2 separate regions of the Homo sapiens genome follow, and region 2 is linked to region 1. The links are chromatin loops, found by intact Hi-C in ENCODE. Cell type or tissue: gastrocnemius medialis. All regions are shown on one strand. Each heading gives the region's core, and the rest is flanking DNA. Links, peaks and the distances in the headings are about the cores only. Region 1 overlaps LOC105374945 (a long non-coding RNA gene). Region 2 has its middle 210 kb from the start of JARID2-DT.

The links. Hi-C counts contacts between places; a loop is a spot of excess contacts. Peaks named below come from ENCODE experiments on the same cell type or tissue, not always from the same donor. Only the 100,000 strongest peaks of a DNase experiment are listed, where the experiment ranks them.
Region 2: it touches region 1 in a loop (9-fold over the local background); 2 of 110 quality-filtered maps call a loop at or near these places.

What each region holds. Positions count from the first base shown.
Region 1 is chr6:14,921,788-14,927,160 of GRCh38, reverse strand. All of the region lies in intron 2 of LOC105374945 (a long non-coding RNA gene), which reads left to right. Among named protein-coding and RNA genes, the nearest start is that of JARID2-DT, 320 kb to the left of the region's middle. In gastrocnemius medialis, for the core only: no CTCF peak of the experiment used is centred there; DNase peaks (open chromatin) are centred at 2,260, 2,740, 4,570 and 5,096; H3K4me3 peaks cover 652 bases; H3K27ac peaks cover 5,000 bases.
Region 2 is chr6:15,033,887-15,039,259 of GRCh38, reverse strand. No RefSeq gene overlaps it. Among named protein-coding and RNA genes, the nearest start is that of JARID2-DT, 210 kb to the left of the region's middle. In gastrocnemius medialis, for the core only: no CTCF peak of the experiment used is centred there; DNase peaks (open chromatin) are centred at 471 and 2,349; H3K4me3 peaks cover 821 bases; H3K27ac peaks cover 3,683 bases.

The DNA.
Region 1 (5,373 bases), core at 296-5,295:
GCTGGGATTACAGGCAGGTGCTACCAAGCCCGGCTAATTTTTATATTTTTAGTAGAGATGGGGTTTCATCATGCTGGCCAGGCTGGTCTCAAACTCCTGACCTCAAGTGATCTGCCTGCCTCTTAAAGTGCTGAGATTACAGGTGTGAGCCACTGTGCCCGGCCTCTTCATTGGGTTTTTTTTTAATGCACTCTTGTAGCACCTTTGGGGTATCTGTGATTGGTAAAGATCAAATGCTAACTATCTCTAGGGCACAGATTATAATTCACACACACACACACACACACACACACAAATATCACATTGTTAATAATGAAGTATTTTAGAGCAAATCACTACCCAGGCAATGTAAGATTTATGGAACTGAAGAATGTTGTTGGGCAGAGGCAGATGCCTATGTTTTATTTTTATTTTATTTATTTATTTTCGAGACCAATTCTTGCTCTATCGCCCAGGCTGGAGTGCAGTGGCGTGATCTTGGCTCACTGCAGCCTCCGCCTCCGGGTTCAAGTGATTCTCCTGTCTCAGCCTCCCGACTAGCTGGATTACAGGCGCCCACCACCATGCCTGGATAATTTTTGTATTTTTAGTAGAGACGGGGTTTCACCATGTTGGTCAGGCTGGTCTGGAACTCCTGACCTCAGGTGATCCACTAACCTCAGCCTCCCAAAGTGCTGGGATTATAGGCATGAGCCACCACGCCCGGCCAGATGGCTACGTTTTAGTTGCAGCTCTGCCTCCCTTAAAGGGGCTCTGTTTCTTCACAAGAATTGCTAAGATGACTTCTGCCAGCCCAACCAATGACAGATAGGTTCTCCCCATCGATTTCTTGGGAAATTTCCTTATCTGTGAAATGGGAATAGTAAGCGTACTTAAATATCAGGTTTTCTTCTTACCTTGAGGAGCTCATGAGATGTGTGTTAAATTGCCTGGTGAACGGTAAAAAGCCATTCTAATGTAGGTTATTTTCACTGTTATCACCAGGAAGACCAAATAGAAGCCAAAGATCAGGGGAACTGCTTCTTACCTGGGATAGAGAACTAAATCACTGGTATCTGCTAAAATCAGGAGTGAACTGAAGTCCTGTCTACCCTTCAATGGTGTTGAGTTAGGTCTGAGAAAGTAACCAGAAATCGAACATTTTCTGGTTCAGATGAAAATCTCTGTTCTGCTCTGAACTTTTATGTGTACTTCCAAGGCTTAATAGGCAGTATTATGAAGCATAGAGAAGAGATTCTTTATTAACACTAGCGTTGAAGATATGGATGACTGGTTTGTTTGTCAAGAGTAAGGTCATAACTCTGTAATCTGCTTTAGTCTGAGAGTTGGACCGATCCCATTTGGCTTACCCAATACCAGTGTGCTACTCTTTTTCTGCCTTCATATATTTCTGCCCACATTGCTTGACTTAAGAAAATATGCATTTGCCTGCTACACATGACTAGTGACTCTCCTATTGAATTAGATTCTCATAAGAAAGCAAAGAGGGAGTGAATGGGGGAGAGATGGAACACACTATATTTCTTTGAGACCAGTGCTTATTTTCTTGGCTGGCAAGTGCTTTTTTCTCACCTTTTGACATAATCCTAATGGTCCTATTAAAATACATTTAGCCTTCTCTCTCTTCTCCATCTGCCAGCACTCTGTGTCATTTGGTGGACGGCAGGCAGGTTTTAAGTTCCGAAAAGCAGAGAACAGACTAAGTATTGGAACAGGATCATATGTCTCCTGTTTTATTTTCAGAAACACACCCCTTCGCCCCCTTGTTTTATTGCTAAGTGTTGAGTTGCAGCTGGATCAGGAGAGGGTGGGACAGCAGGGAGACGTCTTTGCCTCTGAGGATTGTGTGATGCCAAGGAGGGTTTTCCAAGGAGTTCAAGGAGTCTCTTTCATTAGGAATCTTTTGAAGCAAAATATTCTGATGCTGTTATTTTTGGAAATTCCAATTTGGGCTTGTTTAGATGATTCCCAACATTCCTTCCATTGCTTTGAGTGGGTGATTTTTGTGGCTGTGTTTTGGGTTCAAGTTCACAAATAATGTGAGTGTGCCTCAGCCTTATACAGACTTTCTGCCAACAGAAAGAGCTGGAAAGAGCTAAGGCAGTTGCATATTAAGGGCAAATATAGCTCGTGTTCAGCGAACATGAACTGTGTTTGCTCATGCTCTTTGGATGAGCTCTTTGCCTAGTGGGGAGCAGTGGCAGCAGCTGGGGTGGGTAAGTGATACTGTGCTGCAGAGCCTCTGAAACTCCCTGTTCCATCACGGGCAGTGACATTCAATCCCTTCCAGGAAGCAACGTGAGCCCACCACAGCTGGCCAGAGGGAGCTTTCTCTTCTGGTTGGGAGGGGCGGGCTTTGGTCTTTAGAGCCTGACTATCACTGCCTGTGGAGAGCTTTGCATGCTGTCGGGTGGCAAGAACCGGTTGAGTGTCCTTCCTTCCCTTGCAGGGAGCTTCAGGAATGGAGCCCAGTTCTTAACTCAGGGATTTGGGCAGGGGTTTGGGATACTGAGAAAATGCCCATCACGTCAGGCTCCTGAGCAGAACTGGAGGAAGAACCTTTTGAGAATTGGCTGGTCTGGGGTGTGTGGGGGGAGGTTTCTAGACCAGAGGTGGGCCTGGGGGGCGGGAAGCTGGTGTGCTGACCTGCCTCAGGACAGAGGCTAACACACTGCCCTCCCTGATGTGTTCTGGAGCTCTGTTTTCAAAGTAGCGGTACTCAATGTACAGCTAAGGCTCTGTGTCCCCAGTAGCGCTGGACACCAGGATTTCTCAACCTCAGCGGTGCTATTGACATTTGGGATACAGAATTCATGGTGGTGGCGGTGGGGGCTGTCCTGTGCGTTGTAGGATGTTTAGCAGCATTCCTGGCCTCTATCCCCTGTATGCTGGTAGCACTTCCATTCCACTGCTACAACCAAAAATATCTCCAGACATTGCCAAACATCCCCTGGTGGGGCAAAATTGCCCGCAATTGAAAAACACTGCATTTTACAGAAAACAAAACACACTGCTCTCTTCCCCCACCCCCAACTCTGAATTTATATGTACTATTTAGGAAGAGAGCAGGTGGGAAGTCAGATAATATGTTTTTAATATTTGAATACCAGGCTCTTTTATTAGATTGAGGCTTACGAAACTGTCATTCTTTTTGGACGTCAACATGGTTGAATAAGGGCAATTTTGTATGGCTCAACTTAATACCAGCCCATGAAATCAGATTTGTACAAACCTCAGTCACAAGGGGCCTCAGGACAAGGTCATGACCTATGCTGTTTATTAAACACCTCGAGAAGCATCCTCTGCAAGGAATTGCATTAAGACGGGTGGGTGGGGTGAAGAGAGGGAGAGCTGGAGTGAGCCTGAGAACAGAGCCAAAAGCATTGAAGAATATGGAAGAGGAGAGGGGGGGACAGGGATAGTTTTACATGTCCCTGGCTGTGGGAAAGGAAGGTCGCAATCCTACTGGGGTCATAAAGCAGAAGGAGCCATTCAGGTATAGAGGGGAAGAGGGGAAAGGAGACCAAGAGATACAAAGGGACTAAGGCTGGGGGAGATGAACTTCAGAGTCTTAGAGCAAAAATGAACAGGAACTTACCTTCTTCCCTTTGTGATTTAAGAGGCAGAGGTTAAGTACAGGTATGAATCTGGAGGCAATTGGAGACTTGTCCTGGAGCTTTGGGAACAACCTGAGCGTGGTGTATTTTTGGAAAGAAGAGAGGAGCTGGGTATGGGCCCTGGGCATCTTTCCTTGCTGGCCTGGCCTCTCAGGAGCCTGCCCCTCTGGCTGGGTAGATGTAAGCCCCCCTCGAGCAGGTCTGGGGATACCTCCTCTCAGCCATGGCACTGACCTCTTTGTGTGTTGAATCGTTTGTGTTCCTATTTTTTTGTACATTGCCATCATGGCTATACTAAGACAAGTTCCTCAAAAAAGTTGTGTTCTTGGTTTTTTTCTTCCTTTCCTATTCTTTAATCCTTGCCTCTCTGGCATGTCTCAATATGCCCTTTCAAAAATTGGTGCACTAACACCTGTTTTTCCATTTCGTTACAAAGTTGTCTGCAACTTGATCAGCTAGGGGTCTTGTTTGGGGCAAGAAGGGTGATCGGGCAGTGGGAGCCAGGGAGGCTGGCTCTGGTGAGGCACAGGCCTTGGCAACTGTATAAGGAATGTGATGGCTCAGATAAATAGGGCCAGTCCCAAGATGGGAATCTCGTGAATTCACAGGCTACAGCAAATCTCAGAGATGCTCAGTTCTGCAGCTCCATTTCACAGGTGAAGGAATCCAGGCCCAGAACGACCTCCTGACTTGCTCACATCACACAGTTAGTACCAACGCTGAGCACGTAAATCTTTGGGCCTAAGCCCATGCTCTTTTCCCTGAATTACCCCAGTATGCTGTGGTGTGGCTAAGGGTCGAGAAGTTCCAGGGCCCCTCAGTCAGGAGTTTTAGCTCTCATATAAAGGAAAGGGCAGATGACTGCTGCTGTTACTTTTCTTTTGTAATTTGGTGCGTGCATTCAGTGGGCATGGGATGCAGGCTGGTCCAGTGCCTGCCAGGGGGAGTGACTCAGGAGTAGGCTGCCTGCTCCGGCCAGGAGCTCATTAGCAGGGCTGCACTCATTTGCAAACCAGGCAACACAGACCCGATAGCTTCCTGCAGTCCCCGGCTCAGACTCAATAAATATCTGCAGCATTTAGGTGGAAGGGAGGAAGCAAAATAAAGAAGAAACATACTCAGAGGGCGGTTCCTCCTGACTCATTTACGGTGTGAGTGGTTCCCTAGAACACACTTTGGATTTGGGTCAGTTTGCTTGGACTTTGTCAGAAAGCCGAAACTCAAGGAGAAGGGGCGTTCATGCACATCCTTATGCTCAGCAGCAGATTTACCAAGAAGCTAATGAAACACGCTTTGGGACCCTTCACTTGTATGGACCCCTTTCAAGTTCTCACAACTAATCTGTACTTATAATTTTGTAAACGCTTCGCATTTTAAAAACTGTAGATGCTTCCGGTCTTGCAAAATGTGGACTTGCTTCAGAAACCACAGCACGTGATAGGCCAGTATCTTACATGATTTCACTAAACCGACTGAGAAAAGGCACCAGGGTCACGAGTGCCCTAAGGAGCAGATGAATGGGAGAAGTAGAATATGTGCACCAGAAGCTGCATTTCTGCACAGGACCCTCCCATCCTAGCCCTGTTTAAACAAATGTCAGATCTGTCAAAGGAGGCAGTGAGAGTCCATTTGAATTTGGCTTCCTTTTTTTTTCACCTCTTCTTTCAACAGTGACATGGAGCAGAGGGTATAGTTGAGTAGGGCATCCAGCAGCAGGGATTAGGAAGAGGATTTAGGCTCTGCCGAGGCCTCTGAG
Region 2 (5,373 bases), core at 153-5,152, 110 kb before region 1:
TGCCAACCACCAAAAATAGAAAACAAAATAATTGAGATAAAGAACATTATCATTCCTTATTACAGTTAATGGCTAGAAGGCTATAGAACCAGCACAGGAGTGCACCCTGAAATCCAGGCCTGTGGAAGAAAAGGTTAGTTTCTGTAAATGAGGCTCAGAGAATGGATGGAAGTAGCTGTAACTCATCCTCTTCAGTGATTTGGAGATAGCTTACTTTTAAAATTAAAGTGCCAGGAAGCAACAACCCTAAAATGTAGCTAATGTCAGATAAGATGTAATCTAGGAAATTGTAATATGCCCATCATGAGGTAATGTTGTAATGGCAGTAGCTTTTGGTGGCTGATAAGGAATATTGGAAAAGGTGCCGGAGTGAGAGAGTGAGTCTCCAGTTTCTCCAGCAGAGACCAGGGCAGGCATACCCTGACTGTCCAGTTACATGTTGTCTTCTGGTTGGCAGCTGGATGGCTGCATGGTGGAGGATGGAGAATCAGGCGCTCACAGCCAGAAGCTATTCCCAGAGACCTTCTGGCTCCTTGTAAACTGGGCCTGTACTCTGCCAGCAGTGGGATCATCTTAATAGGATTTCCCAAGTTAATTTTCCTGCTGGGAGCAGAAAGTACCCACCAGCTTGGAAGGCAGAAGCAGGTGTGAAAACAGGGTGGTCAGAATCTTGACCCTGCCAAGTACAGAATTTGGGGGCAGTTAGCTTCAGTCACCTCTCCCAATAGGCTTCCTCATTTGTAAAATTCAATGACAATATTTCCCCCATGGGGTTTTTGCGAAATACGCACCAGGTAATGTAATTGGAAAGCTCAGCGCCCCCCAACTCCACATACCTGGGGATTCCAGTCATTCCGGCACTTTTCTTTTTCTATGTTAATGAACACATTTGCACTCTGTTTTTGCTCATTCATTCTTTTTCTCCTCACTCAGATCTGTTTATGCAACAGATGTTTATAAAGTGAACGTGGGCCACCCCTGTAATCCTAGCACTTTGGGAGGCTAAGATAGGAGGATCGCTTGAGCCCAGAAGTTCAAGACCAGCCTTGGCAACATAGTGAGACCCCCATCTCTACAAAAAATACAAAAATTAGCTGAGAGCGGTGGAACGCACCAGCAATCCCAGCTACTCGGGAGGCTGAGGTGGGAGGCTTGAGCCTGGGAGGTCAAGGCTGCAGTGAGCCGGGATTACTCAACTGCTCTCCAGCCTGGGTGGCAGAATGAGACCCTGTCTCAAAATAAATAAATAAAAATAAAGATAATGTGAACCTGAAGTGAATTTGTGTGGAGGGACTTGAACCCTTGGGGACAGCTCCCTTTCTGTAGGCGAGGAGCCACTGGGTAACTTGAGTCAAACTTGAGCATACTCAAATGAGATGAAGGCCTTCGGTCACTGTGTCAGGGATCAGAGGGTACAGCTTCCTCAGGCCTGACTTCCTTCTGGAAGCCTTTTTGAGCATCTTGGCCCTTACTCTGTGATTTTCCCAAACTCTGCACACTTCTGGCAGAGGCAGGTCAGGGTAGGGGTGGAGAGTGTGGATTCTGGGGCCAGGGTGCCTGTGTTTGAATTGTCGCCACTGACTGGCAGCCACTTCCTCAGCCCTGTCTGTAAAACAGGGATAATCACGTACCCTCCTCATGGGGTTGTTATATAAATGAGGTGAGTTTGTGTGTGGAGAGATTAGAACCTTGCCTGAGCCAGGCATGGTAGCATGCACCTGTAGTCCCAGCTACTCCAGAGGCTGAGGCAGGAGGATTGTTTGAGTCCAGGAGGTGAAGGCTGCACCGAGCTATGATCGTGCCACTGCACTCCAGCTTGGGCAATGCAGTGAGACCCTGTCTCTTAAAAAAAAAAAAAAAGAATTTTGCCTGGCACATAGGATATGCTACATAATGTAAGAGTCAGTGACTGCTGGACCATATGAAAGTTTTGTTTTTGTAGGCAAAAATGATCTGATACTGGCAGCTTCACTTGGTTGAACGTGGTATTTACTGCACCGTGCTGCAACTCTTTGCTTCAGGAAGGCTCACCTCCCTGAACTGGGGTTGCTGGGAGAGTCTGCTGGCTCCGTGGCAGTGTCTGTGTGTTTCTGCCTTATCCAAGTGACTTCTGTGATTTTGACTTTGGCCCGTTTAGCTATAGAGCAAGCAACGGTGTCATCACTGTGTCACGCCCAGCATAATCTCACGCACAAGGTGGTGGTAGGAGCAAACAGGCTGGTTAAGGAGGCTCTGGAAGATTCCGCTGCTGTGGGGGAGAATGCCCTGGGTCATTTAGCCAACAGGGAGGTTGGCCCTGGCAGGAAGCCAGGTCACCACGCCAGGCTGTCACTCGAGTACATAATCCCTGTTCTGTGCTCCCTGTCAGCTGCCTGATGGCTGCTCACCAGGGGCAGACTCTTATCTGGGAGCAGTCATCCTGATCTTGCAGTTTGTCACTTCAAGCCTCATGACCAGAGTTGTGAAAATGTCACTCTGAGTTGAATATCCAGTCCAGGCATTCCTCTGGCTCATTGCGCTGCAGTCCACGCCTATACCTCTTGGGCCAGTCAAACTGATGGACAGTCATTTAAAAAAAAAAAAAGGAAAAAGGAAAAAATAGAGTTTATTTTATGTATTTATTTGAAATGGAGTCTCACTCTGTTCCCCAGGCCAGAGTGTAGTGGCGCGATCTTGGCTCACTGCAGCCTCCGACTCCTGGGTTCCAGCAATTCTACCACCATTTATTTATTTATTTATTTATTTGAGACGGAGTTTCACTCTTGTTGCCCAGGCTGGAGTGCAATAGCGCTATCTCAGCTCACCGCAACCGCCTCCTCCCGGGTTCAAGTGATTCTCCTGCCTCAGCCTCCTGAATAGCTGTGATTACAGGCACATGCCACCACGCCCGACTAATTTTGTATTTTTAGTAGAGACGGAGTTTCTCCATGTTGGTCAGGGTGGTCTCGAACTCCCGACCTCAGGTGATCCGCCTGCCTTGGCCTCCCAAAGTGTTGGGATTACAGGCGTGAGCCACCGTGCCTGGCCTCTACCACCTTTTAAAGGATGATTTTAATTTTATTTTTATTTTTAATTTTTGGAGACAGTGTCTCACTCTGTTGCCCAGGCTGGAGTGCAGTGGCATGATCATGGCTCACTGCAGCCTCGACCTGCTGGGCTCAAGAGATTCTCTCACTTCAGCCTCCTATGTGGCTGGGACCACAGGCATGCATCACTACACCTGGCTAAATTTTAGTTTTACATTTTTTTATAGACATGGGTTCTTGCTGTGTTGCCCAGGCTGGTCTCAAACTCCTAAGTTCAAACGATCCACCCAACTTGGCTTCCCAAAGTGTTGGGATTACAGGTGTGATCCATCATGGCTGGCAAAATAGAGTTTAAATGGAAAACTTTTTGTTTTGCTCAAGGGAACACACACAGGATAGGCCTTTACTTACAGACACTGAGGAACTGCCAGTCATGACATGAGCTTGTCAGGGCTAAGCAGAAGCCTGATGCAGTAGTGCAGTGGGCTCTGCATCTCCCCTTGGCACCCACATATTCATCCCTAGAGAGCAAGAGCATCTTATTCATCTTTTGCATCTGCAGTGCCAGGTACTGTATTTGATGCAAAATATGTAATTAATAAATATTTATTGACTGACCAAAGAGCAGGCACTCAGTAAATACTTGTTGGTTGTCACTTGTGACCTCTGGCATAATTACCTTCTCCCTTGACCTGGACCCTGGCAATTCTTGGGTGTGTGGCCATGGGAACCGAAGGGTAGCTGGGTTGTACTTTCTCTCAATCCATGGGTCAACATTCTCCAAGCATGTGATACTCAGAGACTTGACTTGGGGCTTCATGTCCCCTCTCCTGAGGCCACGATGGCAGGTCTACAGAGTTTAGATCCTTGGCTGTCAGGAAGGTAGGGGACTAGGAAGAATGAGAGAAGGGCCCATCTCAGCCTGGCCTCCACTTGCTGAGGCCCTTCTCCTAACTTACTCTTTCCAATTCCATGTTTATAAGGAATGGAACCATTCATTCTTCCAGCAGGTGTTTATTGAGCTGCTCATATGTGCCTGACTCTACACGGAATTAAACAGAAATGCCCTCTTTACTGGCTTATGGCTGCCAAGCATTCATAGCAACCTTGCTTTCTGATGCTTCGATGTTGGCTCTTCCTAGTATTAAAAAAAAAAAAAGGGAAAAGAAAAAAAGAAAAAAGAAGAAAGAAAGAAATGCTCTCTGTTCTTAGAGCACTTATAGCCTAGAATGAATGAACTTTGGTTTTGAGAAGTTAAAAGGGTCCATATAGAGTAATGGGGACGGGGGTGGAGAGGTAGGGGAACAAAGCAAATAAAAACTGTCCCCAACCACCCCCTACAAGGAGAAGAGCAGCACATGCATTAGTCATTCTGTGCTTATCATCCTCAACTTCAATATTTCTAAACCTATGTCTGTTTCTATATTTTAGCTCTGGTAGATATTTGAAATAGTCAATCTTTTTAGTTAAAAGCACTTTGTTTCCTTCTTTTCTTACAAAAGTAGAGATGGTCAGGCACGGTGGCTCACGCCTATAATCCCAACATTTTGTGGGACTGAGGCAGGCGGATCACTTGAGGTCAGGAGTTCGAGACCAGCCTGGCCAACAAGGTGAAACCCTGTCTCTACTAACAATACAAAAATTAGCCAGACGTGGTGGTGGGCACCTGTAACTCCAGCTACTCAGAAGGCTGAGGCAGGAGAATCGCTTGAACCTAGGAGGCAGAGGTTGCAGTGAGCCAAGGTCACGCCACTGCACTCCAGCCTAGGTGACAGAGTAAGACTCCATCTTAAAAAAAAAAATAGTAGAGACAATGTTTTGCTATGTTTGCCTAAGCTGGTCTTGAACTCCTGAGCTCAAGCAATCTGCCCACGTGGGCCTCCCAAAGTGCTGGGATTATAGGCCTGAGCCACGGCATTCAACTTGAAAGTGATATAGGAGTTAAGAAGAAATTACTTAGGCAGTTAGTGAAGGTACAGGAGTCCTCGGTAAGGTTTCCCTTTTTAATGAAAAGCAGCCCCCAAATCATTTTCTAACAAACAGCAACCTATAAAATCGAGCTGCAGACATAGATGCCGGCAGGTGTACCAATCATGTTCAAAATGATGGCCCCAGCTTCCCTTCTGTCTCTGCCAGCCTTGTGTACAGTAAGGAGCAAACAAGATGGTGCCGGTCGTGTGGAAAGTTCATTCGCATAATAAGATTAGGGTGGGGCGGCCAGCCTTCCCTGCACTATGTAAACGTTACACCTGATCGAACCTATCTGTGGGCCCTAAGTAAATCAGATACCGCCTCCTCAAGCCTGCCTATAAAATCCGGGGCATCTACCACCAGCTGGTCTTTCCCT